Linked DNA regions of Homo sapiens: region 1 is linked to region 2. The links are chromatin loops, found by intact Hi-C in ENCODE. Cell type or tissue: GM12878. All regions are shown on one strand. Links, peaks and the distances in the headings refer to the core of each region. The heading gives the core; the rest is flanking DNA. Region 1 has its middle 16 kb from the start of MTMR12. Region 2 holds the start of LOC124901200 (small nucleolar RNA U13).

What was found. Peaks named below come from ENCODE experiments on the same cell type or tissue, not always from the same donor. Only the 100,000 strongest peaks of a DNase experiment are listed, where the experiment ranks them.
Region 1: a loop joins it to region 2, with 7 times the contacts of the local background. A loop is called at or near these places in 11 of 110 quality-filtered maps.

Annotation. Positions count from the first base shown.
Region 1 is chr5:32,324,796-32,333,130 of GRCh38, forward strand. No RefSeq gene overlaps it. Among named protein-coding and RNA genes, the nearest start is that of MTMR12, 16 kb to the left of the region's middle. In GM12878, for the core only: a CTCF peak has its summit at 4,755 (motif pointing left); DNase peaks (open chromatin) are centred at 464 and 4,739; H3K27ac peaks cover 233 bases.
Region 2 is chr5:31,820,868-31,829,202 of GRCh38, forward strand. All of the region lies in intron 2 of PDZD2 (PDZ domain containing 2), which reads left to right. It overlaps LOC124901200 (small nucleolar RNA U13), which reads left to right and starts at 3,712; the gene lies at 3,712-3,815. It also overlaps the pseudogene RPL9P17. In GM12878, for the core only: a CTCF peak has its summit at 4,825 (motif pointing right); a DNase peak (open chromatin) is centred at 4,914.

The sequences.
Region 1 (8,335 bases), core at 195-8,194, 500 kb after region 2:
ATCTGCTTCCATCTTGCTTTTTATTTATTTATTTATATTTTTTTCCATCTTGCTTTTAAGGTTCTCCAGCTATCAGCATATTTTTACTTGGTCTTTAGGGTGTGGGGTCAAATCTCCTTGGGAGAGTCTCCCAACTGATTGACAAATTCCTGTATGCTGAGGTCAAATAATTTTCCATCTATTCATAAACACGGATGGAAGCCCCTGGACTTTGAAATATTTTACTTTACAGAAAATACTTCATGAACATTTCTTTCTCTTAATGCTTCCCTAAGCTTTCTTGGAGAATTATAAATAGGAACAAATCTTAGCTCACGTAGAAATGTATGCCAGACCAAAGGCAGCTCCATTTCTTCCCACAGACAACTGAAACTGACAGGCAGCAGCACACTCCCAGCTGTGGCGAGGAGCATTTTACTGTGGCAGATGGTTGAAGCATAGCCAGTTGCATTTCCTCCTCTTGGGAGTCACTTGAAGCAGCCTATTTGTGTGTCTTACTCATATGTATCTAACAGGTGCTTAGCACATAGCAGGAATTTAATAAATATTTTCACCTGAGTGAGTGAAATGGCATTCATTAGATGAAACGCAGAGAGGCCAGTGACTGACTCAGCACAGAAGCAAGAATTAAAACTCTAGGTAGGTGTGATGGCTCACACCTGTAATCCCAGCACTTTGGGAGACTGAGGCGGATGGATCACCTGAGGTCAGGAGTTCAAGACCAGCCTGACCAATATGGAGAAACCCTGTCTCTACTAAAAATACAAAAATTAGCCAGGCGTGGTAGCTCATGCCTGTAATCCCAGCTAGTCGGGAGGCTGAGACAGGAGAATCACTTGAATTTGGGAGGTGGAGGTTGTGGTGAGCCGAGATTGTGCCATTGCACTCCAGCCTGGGCAACAAGAGCGAAACTCCATCTCAAAAAAAAAAAAAAAAAAAAAAAAACCAGAAACCAAAACTCTAGCACCCTGGTTAGACCTGCAGTTTTCTTTTCTTTTAATTTTTATAGAGAGAGGGTTTCAGCATGTTGGCCAGGCTAGTCTCAAACTCCTAGGCTCAAGCAATCTGTTGGCCTTGGCTTCCCAAAGTGTTGAGATCACAGGCGTGAGCCACTGCACCGGGCCTCCTGCCTGCACTTTTAAGTGGATACAAACTAGGACCTGTTTTTATGTATATATAATTTGTATATATATTCAAGGACTAAAATGCCTCTTGCCAAAATTCACCTTTAGCAAATGGTCTGGTGTCTGCAGACTTCTCTCTTCTTTCACTGGAACTAGAAAATTTCTTAGCCTCTTACTGCAACAAAGGGTCTTTCAGCCCTCCTGTGAAGATGGTGAGGAGCAGACCTGGATGAAAAAGCATTTGGATTGTTCTTAATCTTGTGGTGTCATAATATGAGGGCCTGCTGGGAAGACTTTGTGGTGATTTATTGATTTTTGTTTGTTTGCTTTCATTTTTTTGCTGTTTCAAAAAATACACAACCTAAGCTGGTCGCATGGTGGGAGACTTGAGGAGCCTACTCTTTGTGATCTGTATTCTGCCTTCTTCAAAGCACAAGTTAATGACCTGGTTGGTTTATTCATCAAGTAGGGGTTACCAGTGGTCACTGTGACTCACCTCTTAGCCTCTCCTAATAAGACTGGAAGTTCTCAAGAGCAGGGATGGTCTCCTTTATCACGAGCACCTAACCAACCACTGACACTACAATATTAAGTGAGTCCTCAGTGAGGACTGCAGAAATGAGGACTCTCATCCATTAGGGTGTGAGTGTCAACTGATGGGACAAGAGGAAAGGTAATTTTGCAATGTACATCAAAAATTGTCTCACGGCCTGGTGCAGTGGCTCATGCCTGTAATACCAGCAATTCAGGAGGCCAAGGTTGAGGGGAACACTTGAGGTCAGGAGTTTGAGACCAGCCTGGACAACATAAAAATTAGCCAGGTATGATGGTGTGTGCCTGTAATCCCAGGTACTTGGAAGGCTGAGGCAGGAGAATTGCTTGAACCCAGGAGGCTGAGGTTGTAGTGAGCTGAGATTGGGCCACTGCACTCCAGCCTGGGTGACAGAGCAAGACTCTGTCTCCAAAATAAATAAATAAATAAACCATCTCAGGGCTTTGACTTCTAAAAGTTTAGCCTACAGATATACATGTGTAAAGGTTGTAAAGTTTCATGGTTGGAGGCAGATATTCTGGACTCAGACTGCCTAGGTTCAAGTCCTGCCTCCACCAGTTACTAAATATGTGACCCTTAATGATGCATTTATCTTCTTGGACCTCAATTTTCTCACCTATAAAAGTGGTTGTGAGGATGATAATGGGAACTACCTCACAGGATTGAATGAGTTAATAAATATAACGTGTTTAGAGTGTTGACATATATTATATGAAAGCCAAGATACAGTGAGTGATTAAAGCAAGGGGCAGAGCAGTATGCATCTGTAAAAACGGGTGGATTATAGACTACATGTATCTCTTTTTTTCTTTTTCTTTTTCTTTTTTTTTTTTGAGACAGAGTCTAACTCTGTTGCCCAGGCTGGAGTGCAATGGCACGATCTTGGCTCACTGCAAACTCCACCTCCCGGGTTCAAATGATTCTCCTGTTTCAGCTTCTGAGTAGCTGGAATTACAGGCACATGCCGCCATGCCCAGCTAATTTTTGTATTTTTCAGTAGAGACAGGGTTTCACCATGTTGGCCAGGCTGGTCTTGAACTCCCAACCTCAGGTGATCCTCCCCCCTCGGCCTCCCACAGTGGTACCTATCTCTTTATATTTGCATAGAACGTCTTTGGATATATACAAAGGGAACTATAACATTCATTGCTTTTAGAAAGGGAAATTGGGGCCAGGCGTGGTGGCTTACACCTGTAATCCCAGCACTTTGGGAGACCGAGGTGGGCAGATCACGAGGTCAGGAGATTGAGACCACCCCAGCTAACACAGTGAAACCCCGTCTCACTACAAATACAAAAAATTAGCCAGGCGTGGTGGCGGGCGCCTGTAGTCCCAGCTACTCGGGAGGCTGAGGCAGGAGAATGGTATGAACCCAGGAGGCAGAGCTTGCAATGAGCCGAGATCGCGCCACTGCACTCCAGCCTGGGTGACAGAGTGAGACTCCATCTCAAAAAAAAAAAAAAAAAAGAAAAGAAAGGGAAACTGGGCCAGCCACGGCGGCTCATGCCTGTAGTCCCAACACTTTGGGAGGCTGAGGTGGGTGGATCGCTTGAGCTCAGAAGTTCAAGACTAGTCTGGGCAACATTGTGAAACCCTATCTCTACAAAAAATACAAAAATTAGCCTGGCGTGGTGGCACATGCCTGTAGTCCTAGCTACTTGGGAGGCTGGGGCAGGAGGATTGCTTGAGCCCAGGAGGTGGAGGTTGCAATGAACTTAGATCACACTACTGCACTCCAGCCTGGGTGACGGAGTAGGCCTCTCTCTCAAAACAAACAAACAAACAAACAAACAAACAAACAAACAAACAAAAGGAAACTGGGTGTTTGGAGAAATTATTGGAAAAAAAATGCCCTTTTTAAACTTTTGGATTTTGAGCCATGAGAATTATTTCCTAGCCCCAACAGTAAATAAATTAATTTTTTTTGCTGTCTCAGTGTAGCTTTTTTTAACTGAGGTGAAAGTTGTATAAGATAATATTAGCCATTTTATAGTAGGAATTAAAATAATCTAAATTTTAACATTAAAACATGAGCCTTTACCAAGAACTTTACCATTTTCTGTTTCTGCCTGTCTTGGCGTGGGTCGCCAAGTCATCCCATCCAAATGTCTACTCTCAGTGCTACCAGCTCTTTTAATATCTTCCTTAGAGACTGTTGGAAGTGGTCTAGAGTTAGACTCTTTCTGAATTCTTTTTTTTTTTTGGAGACAGAGCCTTGCTCTGTTGCCCAGGTTAGAGTGCAGTGGCGTGTTCTCGGCTCACTGCAACCTCCGCCTCCCAGGTTTAAGCGATCCTCCCACCTCAGCCTCCCAGGTAGCTGGGATTACAGATGTGTACCACCATACCTGGCTAATTTTTGTATTTTTAGTAGACACAGGGTTTCGCCATGTTGGCCAGGCTGGTCTCGAACTCCTGGCCTCAAGCTATCCACCCGCCACAGCCTCCCAAAGTGCTGGGATTACAGGCATGAGCCACCACGCCCTGCCCTCTTTCTGAATTCTTTTTTTTTTTTTTTTTTTTTTTTTTGAGATGGAGTCTTGTTCTGTCACCCAGGCTGGAGTGCAGTGGCGTGATCTCGGCTCACTGCAACCTCTGCCTCCCTGGTTCAAGCGATTCTCCTGCCTCAGCCTCCCGAGTAGCTGGGATTACAGGCACTCGCCATCATGCCTGACTAATTTTTGTATTTTTGTAGAGATGGGGTTTTACCATTTTGGCTAGGCTGATCTTGAACTCCTGACCTCAGGTGATCCGCCTGGCTCGGCCTCCCAAAGTGCTGGGATTACAGGCCTGAGCCACCATGCCCGGCCTCTTTCTGAATTCTTAAGCATCTAGAATCTGTTTGCTATCTTAGTCTGTCCACGTGAATATGTCTCGGATTGACTGGTATAGGTCCGTGTCTTTTCTTCTTGAGAGCTACTGCGAGCTCCTCACGGTCAAAGTCCCCTCCTGCGCTCCCCAATATGCCCTGTTCCCAAAGTGCCGTCCTCAGTGCTTTGAGTAGATCAGCAGATGGACAGAAAAGCCTTCAGGACTTGACTGAACCATGGGAGCCGCGGGGACGAGGACACTGTGCCCTCTACAGGACGATTTCAAAAGTGGTGGCAAGAAAGGTATTCTCAGCACAGACTGGGAAATTCTCCCACGTAGCTGCACAGCATAAAGGAAAATGACAAAGGAGGCTGGGCCTGGTCCTTCCCTGCCCTCTGTCACCAGGCCTCCTCTGGGCACACTTACTGGGCCCACAACCACATCAGGCATGGAGTGGAAACTCGGCTTGAGCTGCAGGCCACCTGGGCGCTATAGAACTGTAACTCCCAGGGCTGGGAGAAAACTCATTTTGAAGGTGGGGTCACAGGGCCCAGAGAAGTAAAACAACTCGCCCAGGATCACAGTGCTGGTCAGTGCCACCCTGACACTTACTCCGACCATGTAACTTCTGAACCTTGATTCTAAGCCAAGTGGTCTGATGTAGGCAACTGAATGTGGTTATTTCTGAGCTTTTTCTTTGTCAATCCAGGCCTTATGAGCCAGTCACAGTTCATTTCCAGCTCCTCTCTCTGTTTTCCTCCCTCTCCCCTTTGGGCTGAATTGAAGGCTCTAGGAGTGCGCAGAGCCTCTATTTGGGATGGGATGGGTGGGGTTGCCCATCTCCCTGACTTGGGTCCCAGGGCTGGGCTTGTCCATTCCTTGGCAGGGAAGGTGCTTGGCTTGGAGGGTGCTAACTCAGGCCTGCCATCACTCCTTCCTGCTCCCGTGCAGCTCGCTGCTTCCTCAGAGATGCAGCTAAGTCCTTTCTCACCCTTTGGCTGGCTTATGCCATGTCCTTGAACCGGTGTGCTCATTTCCTCTGCTGGGCGGCCTCCCAGTTGCACCTTGGCTCTCTCTCCTAATTACTTGCTGTGTCTCACTTGAGGGCCGTGGAAAACTTGGGAGACATAGAGACAAGCTCTGCAGCACCTGGAAAGACCATGGCTCCATTTCAACCACTCCATACCATGCGTATGCATGTGTGTGTGTGTGTGCATGCAAGTATGTGTGTGCGTGCGTGTGTGGCAGGGTCGAGGGAGTTGGTCAGGAGGTCCATCAGCTACAAAACTCTCAGACAGAGGTGCAGGACTCAGGCCCCTTCTTCTCTCATATCCCCCAAATGACAGGCAAACTGTGGGGAGGTGATAAGTGGAATGACACTACCTCCTTCTCCCTGCGCTCTTTCCAGACCTGTCTCTCTCCTGGCTCAGAGCCCTCATGGTGCGTGTATGTGTATGTGTGCCTGGTCATGTTGGGAGGGAAGAGAGTTGGGATGTAGGAGAGGGAAGTAGCAGCTAGAAAAACCTGTTGTGCTCCCCATTTAAATTTCTCTTGACTCATTCCAGGATAATAGAGGTCAAGTTCAGGCATCTGACTTAGGGATGATCTCCATCCAGGAGGGAGGAATGAAGAAGCTTGTTGATGTCTCAAATTATTAAGATTGACACAATTAAATGCTTTACATGTCATTCAATCAAACAAAGGCTGCGCATCACAAATAAAAATAATGTGTTCTTCTGGATTTTATCTGAGATCAAAGCATGAAGTTTAGATCTGAGAATTTCTGGCTGGGCTGAGCTGATCAGGGAAGGGTGAGAACAACCAGGCTGTCTGTTCTTCAAGTTGAAGGAAGATGACACTGAGACAATCTTCTCTTCCTTCCAAATTTTGTTCAGGGCTGAATAGGGTTTGAAAACCTGGAAGAAGAATGAGAAGACGCCTCTTTTCCGCAGAGGAGGGCTGCTGGTGTTTGGAGCCTAATGATCTTAGAAAGAAGGAAGCTGTTGCTGACTTAGGGGTTGGGAGAACCTTCTCAAATAAAAACAGGCCAGGCGTGCCTCCCTGCTGGGATACTGGATCTTTGCTTAAAGTGCAGTTAGACCTGTTTTGGGCTTGGCTAACCGTTCCTACTCACTGAAGAGCTGAAGGGCTTATTGTTCAGGTGGCTGTAAAAGAACCCGGAGGTTGTGAAAGGCCCACTGTTTAATATTTGTAAAGGTCATCTGCCTCAAGGTTAAAATGTAATCAAACAATTTTTTTAAAAATCCTTTTTGTCCAAAGGTAAAAAAGAGAACATAAGGAATAGAAATTGTTAAGCTGCAAAGAAACATCTCTGTATTTTATAGACTAACTTTTCTGCTTGGGCGTTGTTCATGATCAGCCATTTCCCTGTCCCCCTACCTCCCTCCAGAACACTGGAGTCTATTCACCATTCATTCACCTGGCCTCTGGAACGGGTTCTGAGAGCAGCCAAGTACAGCACCAAACAAGGCAACCTCAGACACTGCAAATATCTTACACACGTTTAAGTTGTCTGAAAAGAAGTTTTATGGCTTAGCTGAACTGGGAGCCAGAAAGGGGGCGGGGAGCGGGAGGAGTCCATTTATTTTCTCACCTCATGTGAGACGACATCAACTGAAAAGAAAATGACAAGAGAAACTCAGTTTGGAACAACGTAGGGGCAGAGAAGTAATCCATTCATTTTTAGAAAGCTCTGTTCTCCTTTTTTACTGGTCTCTTCATGTCACCAAGACAACACCTTTCCCCATCCCAGAGGAAAGACTCTGTCACACTCGGTCAGAGAAGAAGCATCTCACAAAGGTCTGTGAGGCTGAACTCAGAAAAAAAGCAGGACATGCATATATGTGGGGAGGTGAGAGCAAGGACTTTGCTCTGGAGGTTACTGTTGGTTATAACACAGGGAGAAGTCAAAGACAAGACAAGAAGGACGGGTTGGAGCCACAGTTGATGGGGCTTTGAATACCATGCTAAAAAGTTTGCAATTTATCCTTAAGCATGTTGCAATTTATCCTTAGGATAAGTTTTACGCCTTTTAAATTTAAAGTTTATGTTATATTTTATTTTGAGACAATGTCTCACTATGTTGCCCAGGCTGGTCTTGAACTCCTGGCCTCAAGCCATCCTTCTGCCTCAACCTTCCGAATGGCTGGGACTTACAGGCATGCACTACTGTGCCCAGCTTACAGCTTTAAAAAAAAGAGAATTATTAAGTCATCATTATTTAAGAATTATTAATTAATTCACTATTAAGTAGGAAAAATAATTACAGAAATCCTAGAAACTAGATATTAGCAATTTTAATCAAATAGAAATCAAAATCCCAAAGAAAACAAGCCATAATCATACTACACAGGGTAAACACAAGAACATTTTGGGGAAGAGTGGTCTATATGTATATTCATGTCTATTCAAACAAAAAAGAATAATGATTTACACCTGTTTTTTTGTTTGGTTGTTTGTTTGTTTGTTTTGAGATGGAGTCTGGCTCTGTCATCCAGGCTGGAGTGCAGTGGTGCGAGCTTGGCTCACTGCAACCTCTGCCTCCCAGGTTCAAGCAATTCTCCTGCCTCAGCCTCCCGAGTAGCTGGGATTACAAGTGTGTGCCACCACGCCCGGCTAATTTTTTTATTTTTAATAGAGACGGGGTTTCGCCATGTTGGCCAGTCTGATCTTAAACTCCTGACCTCAAGCGATCCACCCACCTCGGCCTCCCAAAGTGTTGGGATTACAGGCGCGAGCCACCGCGCCCAGCCTACACCTGGTTTTATGACCTGATTTTTTTTCATCAAACATTATAAAGTAGATTTCTTCATGTGTTATTCGCCTACAT
Region 2 (8,335 bases), core at 257-8,256:
AGTTTTAATTTGCACTTATTTGATCAGGAAGTTTGGCCATTTTGCCCTAATTTTTTTTTTTCTATTTTATTTTACTTGTCATCTAAACAATCTATTCATGTCCTTTGTCCATTATCTCTTGGGGCCCTCATCTGCAGCACTGGATATGCATTTAAATATTATAGATCTTAATCTTTTTACCCCATGTGGTTAAAATTCTCCTTAATCTTTTAAATGTTGTTATTACTATATGGAAGTTTTAACTGTCTCTGAGGCAAGTCTGATTTTTTTCTTTTATAATCATCTTTTCACTTCTTCAGATCTTAGGATGATGTCATTTTCCCAAAGACCCACAACTCTCTTCTACCAATTTTAGTGATTACATTTTTAAATTTATCTTTAAAATTTAAATTTAAATTTAATGGGCATTTATTTTGATGGAAATTATAAATCTAATTTTTTGTAAATTACTATCTGATTATCTAAATACCATGTAATCATTAATTTTTCTCAGTTTGTGAGGTTTGAGTTATTATTATTATTTTTTTTTTTTGAGATGGAGTCTCACTCTGTCGCAAGGCTGAAGTGCAATGGCGCGATCTTGGCTCACTGCAACCTCCGTCTCCCAGGTTCAAGTGATTTTCCTGCCTCAGCCTCCTGAGTAGCTGGGACTACAGGCGTGCACCACCACACTCAGCTAATTTTTGTATTTTTAGTAGAGACGGGGTTTCACCATGTTGGCCAGGATGGTCTCGATCTTTTGACCTCGTGATCTACCCGCCTCGGCCTCCCAAAGTGCTGGGGTTACAGGCGTGAGCCACTGTGCCCGGCCATGATTTTTTTTTATTACACTTTAAGTTCTGGGATATGGGTGCAGAATGTGTAGATTTGTTACATAGGTATACATGTGTCATTGTGGTTTGCTGCGCCCATCAAGCCGTCATCTAGGTTTTAAGCCCCACATGCATTAGCTATTTGTCCTATGCTCTCCCTCCCCTTACCCCCATCCCCCAATAGGCCCCAGTGTGTGATGTTCTCCTCCCTGTGTCCGTGTGTTCTCATTGTTCAACTCCCACTTATGAGTGAGAACATGCGGTGTTTGGTTTTCTGTTTCTGTGTTAGTTTGCTGAGAATGATGGTTTCTAGTTTCATCCATGTCCCTGCAAAGGACATGAACTCATCGTTTTTTATGGCTGCATAGTATTCCGTGGTGTATATGTGCCACATTTTCTTTATCCAGTCTATCATTGATGGGCATTTGGGCTGGTTCCAAGTCTTTGCTATTGTAAATAGTGCTGCAATAAACATATGTGTACATGTGTCTTTATAGTAGAATGAGTTATAATCCTTTGGGTATATACCCAGTAATGGGATGATTTATTATGATTTATATGTGTACATACACAAACTTTTTTTCACGCAATCTTTTTTTTTTTTTTTTTTTTTTTGAGAGAGCGTCTCACTTTGTCACCCAGGCTGGAGTGCAGTGGCATGATCTCAGCTCACTGCAACGTCTTGTGCTCAAGTGATCCTCCCACCTCAGCCCCCCAAGTAGCTAGGACTACAGGTGCACACCACCACACCTGGCTAATTTTTTTATAGTTTTTTTTTTCCCAAATCAATAGGTCTTTTATTGCATCATTTAAATATCACATATAGGTCTTAGGAAGCATCCGGCATCTTGTTTCTGTAGCTGGACAACTCTTAGATCTTATTAATCAGCCTCCTGAATGGTTCGTTTTTTCAGAGACATAGATACCATCCAAAAATTTCCTGATATCCTTGTTTTTAACCTTGTGGCTTGCTGAATCAAAGCCACTGAATTTGAAACAAGCTCAATGTCATTTCCTTCAAGGATTAATTCATCTTTCTGAGTTTGAGATACTGAACAAGGAACACCTGGCCTCATCCAAATCCTGCAGATGTATTTTTCACCCAAGAAATTTCAGATTTCAACAGAAGACCAATTCTCCTGGATAATGATGTTGATGGGGAAGTGCACATACACAGACCTCATCTTGTAACGGAAGCCCAGTGTGACACCCTTGATCATGTTCTGTGCATAACTACAAATAGTCTGAACGGTGGCCAGCTCCTTTCTGTTACCCCACCATTTGTCAACCCGGGGCCTCTTTTTTTTCTTTCCGAGAAGACTGAGTTCTACGTTGATGTGATTGAAGTCCCTCCGCAGGGTTCCTCTGGGGCCCTTCACAATAACTGTGCATCCCTTTAGAGTAATATTGACATTTTCTGGAATGTTGACAGTCTGATTGCTGAGAATGGTCTTCATTCTCGCAGTAGACGTGGCAAAAAAAAAAAAAAAAAAAAAAAAAAAAGCAAGCATCTTTTGTGGCTCACGCCTGTAATCCCAGCACTTTGGGAGGCCAAGGCAGGTAGATCACGAGGTCAGGAGATCAAGACCAGCTGGGCCAAGGCATGGTGAAACCTGTCTTTACTAAAAATAGAAAAAAATTAGCTTGGTATGGTGGCGTGCACCTGTAATCCCAACTACTTGGGAGGCTGAGGCACAAGAATCATTTGGACCCAGGAGGCGGAGGTTGCAGTGAGCCAAGATCGCGCCATTGCACTCCATCCTGGGAGACAGAGTGAGACTCTGTCTCAAAACACAAACAAGCAAAACAAACAAAGCAGAAAGTTTGGCCGGTAACAGAAGTAACACTCAGAAAAATACTCCAGCTGACCTAGAGGAAAGCAAATAACCTCCACTGTCAACTGCAGATGGAGAAGTGCAACCTCTAGGAACTGAAAGCAGTCCCTGATTGGCAACTCACAGGAAAAAGATACCTCAGGCCTACAACCACAAAGAATTGAACTCTGCCATCAAGCGGTGAGCTTGGAAGATATAGGAGCAGGAAAACCACCTCCATCCTCTTACGGTCCTGAGAATTGAGATAAGATAGATTACAGGAAAAAAGCATACACATTTCTTTACAGATGTTTTACAGGAGTCCTCCTAAAATAATGAAGACCCAAAGAAGCAGTTATTGTCAGTTTCTTCCATTCTGGATTGGACGCAATAGTAAACTGTGAACATGTGTAAGGCGAAGGGGCTTGCACTAGGATAGTAAATAGGGTAGGAAAATAGCTAGGAAGAGAAAGGCTTGTTTGTACAGAATTTCCTTGACCTCAACTTTCTCGTCCTTGATGGCAAGGATGTTGCATCTTACTAGTATAGGGAGGGCGTCTTTCACATGGGAATTTAATCTTCTGATTTTAAGAAACAGCATGAAGGTCAAAGTGATCTTTTTGCACCTGCTGTTTTTCAAGTGCCTTTAACTTAAATAATCAGTATTCCAGGATAGCATATTTTAACTCCTTCAAAAAGGTCCCTGAGCCCCAGATGAGATTGTTGGCAGCTCCAGTCAACACAAGCCCAGCCATGCCATAGCTGTATTCTTACCTACAGAACCGTGAGCTAATAAATGGGTATTGCTCCAAAGCTTCTACATTTGTGGTAATTTGTTACGTAGCAATAGAAAACAAATATAATGGCAACATGCAATTTAGTACTTGATCCCTCTCCTGTCATTTACTCATTGTTTTGCATGTATAAATCTTGCCTTCCTTAACCAGATTATAACCTCCCTGAGAACCAGACCAAATTTGATGTTTTTTCTGCATAGCCAAATTATCTACCATGCCATAGGGGCTACACTGGGAGGAAGGTGGGGTGAGTGTTTAACATCCTGGCTTTAGAATCAGCCTGCCTTGATCCTTTTGTAGTTCGTGAGTATGATGACTGGGTGTTCACGGCCGTGTGTGAGATGTGCCACCCTCAAACCTTGTTGCAATGTCAGTGCATTACCTGTCTAACCTGAAAAAAAAAAAAAAGAATCAGACTGTCTTGGCTTAAATCTTGGCTTAAACTTTCTAAGCTTTAGTTCCCTCATTTTAAAATGGGAATAAAATGCGTTAGGAAAATTATGGAAAGATACACAAACATTGTTATCAGCAGTTACTTCAGAGGGAACGATTGCAGGATCAAATATCATAGGAGGTTTTTAGGATTAAATGAAATGATGCTTAGAAAGTTCTTAGGACAGTGCATGGCACATGGTAAAGCTCTATTAATACTAGCTCCGTGTTTGTAGAAAAACAGACCCTTTGACATGCTCGCCCTTCCTGCAGTTCCATATGTGCTAAATTTGTTTAGTATCACATGACACTGGCCCTGTCTCCCTACACACGCCCACGCATCCCCACCTCCACCTCCTGGCCACCCACCAGGGATAGATAGACTAAACCCAGCCATTAGACTTGACTGACAACCAGTTTAATCTCCTGAAAATCTGGAATCAAGCCAGTGAGAGACCACGCTGCTTTGCTGTGTGGGATGAGCTGGAACACCAAACGGAACCACATCTGGATTCATGTCCAGAAAGAGTCAGAGCCACATGCCCGTACTACAGTTACAGAATGGCAGACGTCAAGAGGAAGCTGGTTTCTTTAGAGGAACACAGAGTGGACATGCAGAAAAGGACAGGGATGAAAGACAGTGTCCCCAGAAAAAGGGATGGGACAGTACCTTCCAGGGGCTGGCAGTTTCCAGCACCAGTTCCCACAGTGCCTAGCTGGACTTGTTTCCCCAAGATCTCCATGTCCTCATAAGTGTCCTTTGCAAACAAATAAGCCCTAGCCAAAGAAAGGCTGCTGTGGGTGACAAATCAGACAGTCGGTCATGTTCTAATACATCCTGGGACACCGGGCTCTGGTGCTGACTCCACATCAATGTACAAGACAATTAAATGGTATTTGTAGTCTTTTTCCAGACCTTTTTTCAACTGTCAGCACAGTTGAATTCCCAGTGGCCTCTGGAGGGCACTATTCAGTTAAGTTTATTCCACGGTAGTGAGCACTACACCAGCAGAGCATTTAAGGAAAAGGTGTTTGAAATAATAGTTACCATTTCCTGAGTACCAACAACATGCTAACCACGGTGCTGCTTGCTTTACGTATATTGTATCTTAAACAATCACAACGGCTGTTTCCATCCAGCAATTGGAGATTGTTTTCGAGCATGGTTACTTGTTTCCACAGGCATGCTATTAACAGGTGTCAAGCAAAAGGAAAGCTTTTTTTTTTTCCTCTTTTAATGAACAGGAAGACTGAGTTTACAGCTCCTGATGCGAACCAGTTCAAGTTCAGTTGCCCCTCAATGTACTCCTTTTTAATTAGAAAAACAACAAATGTAGCACCATTGCAACACAGAGGGGAAAAGATATTTGGTACGGGGGTATAAATATCTGGGTCCCTCTTCTCTCTCAAGGTGAGGCAAAATGTTTCCTGTCTCCTGCCTTTTATCCATGCCCCCAAGATAATCGTGTTGGTTTCATGCCCGGCTGTGGGCTGCTAGGGAGTGGGAGCTGCTCCACAGGGAAGAAGTTTTTGTTCTCTACCTTGCTCAATGCCACCGTGGTGGGGAGGGTAGGAGTGAGGCTCCAAACCTTTTCAGGTAACAGTTCCCTGCAAAGTCTGAAAACAACCACTGACCTGTCTCCCTTTTATTTTTTACAAGATATTTGAGGCCAGCCACGGTGGTTCATGTCTGTAATCTCAGCACTTTGGGAAGCCGAGGCGGGTGGATCATTTGAGGTCAGGAGTTCAAGACCAGCCTGACCAACATGGTGAAACCCTGTCTCTACTAAAAATACAAAAAAAATTAGCCAGCTGTGGTGGCACGCACCTGTATTCCCAGCTACTTGGGAGGCTGAGGCAGGAGAATCACTTGAACTCGGAAGGCAGAGGTTGCAGTGAGCCGAGATCACGCCACTGCACTCCAGCCCGGGTGACAGAACAAGACTCTGTCTCAAAAAAAAAAAAAAGATATATGAAACCTGTTTATTCGATATTATCAATGTAAATTAAAACATTTATCAGATATTACCCAAATGAGCCACATGCATTAGGTATATGCTTCTCATTTACTTCTTACAACATCCCTATGAGGTAAGAGGCGAGTATTATTACCTGCATTCACAGATGAGGAAATATAGGCTGAGAAAGATTGGATAAACCCATCTATTAAGAGACAGAGCCTGGAATCGAGCCGGGGTGACCTGCCTCCAAGACCTGAGTCTTTTTTTGCTGGGATGCTCTGTCAATTGCTACCCATATGCCAAATAGTGTGTCTGTCCCTATAGACAGCACGTCCATTCCCCAGAAAGGAGCGTAACCTTCCTGTAGGCAGCAACAATTCTGTAAGTGGCATCCTGGCCAGGGAACCTTGCTCTTTATTCATGAGGTCACTGTCTTGCCACTTCCCCACTATGGAGGGGTGAACCGGGAATCAGAAAATCTGGGTTCTGAACACTTTCTTAATCTATATTTATTCATTTAAGGATATTTACTGACCACCTACTGTTTCAGCTCTGGAACTGCATATTGGGGAAATACTCTTCTATAAAACATATAAAGTCCCTGGTTTTCTGGGGCCTTTATCCGTGCCTTGGAAAACTGACTTATCCTTGTAGGCGTAATTGTGATTAATAACGATATGAAGGAATTTTTAAAGTAAGCTTTCTTGTTATATAATAGCTTTCCTGAGGCTGGGTGTGGTGGCTCATGCCTGTAATCCCAACACCTTGGGAGGCTGAGGTGGGTGGATCACTTGAGATCAGGAGTTCGAGACTAGCCTGGCCAACATGGTAACACCCCGTCTCTACTAAAAATACAAAAATTAGCTGGGTATGGTGGCATGCGCCTGTAATCTCAGCTACTCAGGAGGCTGAGGCAGGAGAATTGCTTGAACTGAGAGGCAGAGGTTGCAGTGAGCTGAGATCACGCCACTGCACTCCAGCCTGGGTGATAGAGCAAGACTCTGTCTCAAAAAAAATAAATAAATAAAAAAATAAAAATAATTTTAAAATGGCTTTACTGAGATGTTCACCTACTATAAAATTTATCCTTTAAAATGTACAATTGAGTGGTTTTATAGATTCACAGCATTGAATATCACCAATATCTAATTTTAGGACGTTTTTATCCTTCCAAAAAGAAGACACATACCTATTACAGGGATTCTCCATACTCCGCTTCTCCAAGCCCCTGGAAACCTACTTTCTGTTCCTATAGATTTACCTATTCCAGATATTTCAGTACATGGTCTTCTGTACTGAAAGTGTAATGACTTCAGTGCTCATCTGTGTTTCAGTATGATTCAGAACTTTACTTTGTTATATTGCCAAATAGTATTCCATATGTTTAACCACATTTGTTTAACCATCCATCCATTTGTGGACATTTGGGTCATTTCCACTTTTTGACTATTATGAATCATGCTGTGAACATTGGTGTACAAGCTTTTGTGTGAGTATGTTTTCAGTTCTGTTGGATATATATGTAAGAATGGAATTGATGATGATATAGTAACTCTATGTGTAACTTTTTGAGAAATCTCCAAATTGTTTCTCAGGACTATTTTACATCCCCACCAGCAGTGTATAAGGGTTCTAATTTCTCCACATTCCTGCCAACACTTGTGACCTGTCTTTATGAGACCAGCCATCCTAGTGGGTGTGAAGCTGTATCTCACTGTGACTTTGATTTGTATTCTCTAATGATTAATCATGTTGAACACCTTTTCATGTGTTTTTGAACCTTTGTATATCTTTGGAGAGATGTCTATTTATTTTATTTTTTAAGACAGGGTCTTCCGCTGCCACCCAGCCTGGAGTGCAGTGGCATGAGTGCAGTGCAGAGGCTCACTGTAGCCTCAACCTCCTGGGCTCCAGCAATCCTCCCACCTTATTCTCCTGAATAGCCAGGACTACAGGCATACGCCACTACACCTGGCTAATTTTGTAAAAAATTTTTTTGTAGAGACAGGGTCTTGCTGTGTTTCCCATACTGGTCTCAAACTCCTGGCCTCAAGCCATCTTCATGCCTCAGCCTTAGAAAGCACTAGGATTATAAGCATGAGCCACCATGCCCAGCTAGAAATATCTATTTTAATTCTTTACCCACTTTTACATTGAGTTGTAAGAATTCTTTATATAGCCTAGATACAAGTTCCTTAGCAGATATATGATTTGCAGATATTTTCTCAGGCAGCTGCACATATTAAACAATTGCCATGGATTGTTTTCAACAAATAACCTAGGGACAAGGCTACTTTTGCAGCATCAGCTCTGAATCAAGTCAAGTAAGGAGAAACCTTGAAAATGGAGCCTTTCAGAGAGCTGTTGGACAGGTCAAGTAATAACAATTCTGTGAAGATAGAGTTTTTGGGGGCTTCCAAACTTGTTCTGCCTCAGTGGCTGCTAGTGATGTTTCAAGCTTTTGGCTAACTTCCAGAGTTCTGAAAAAGTTGATTTTGGTCATTTTTTCTAGTGTTTTT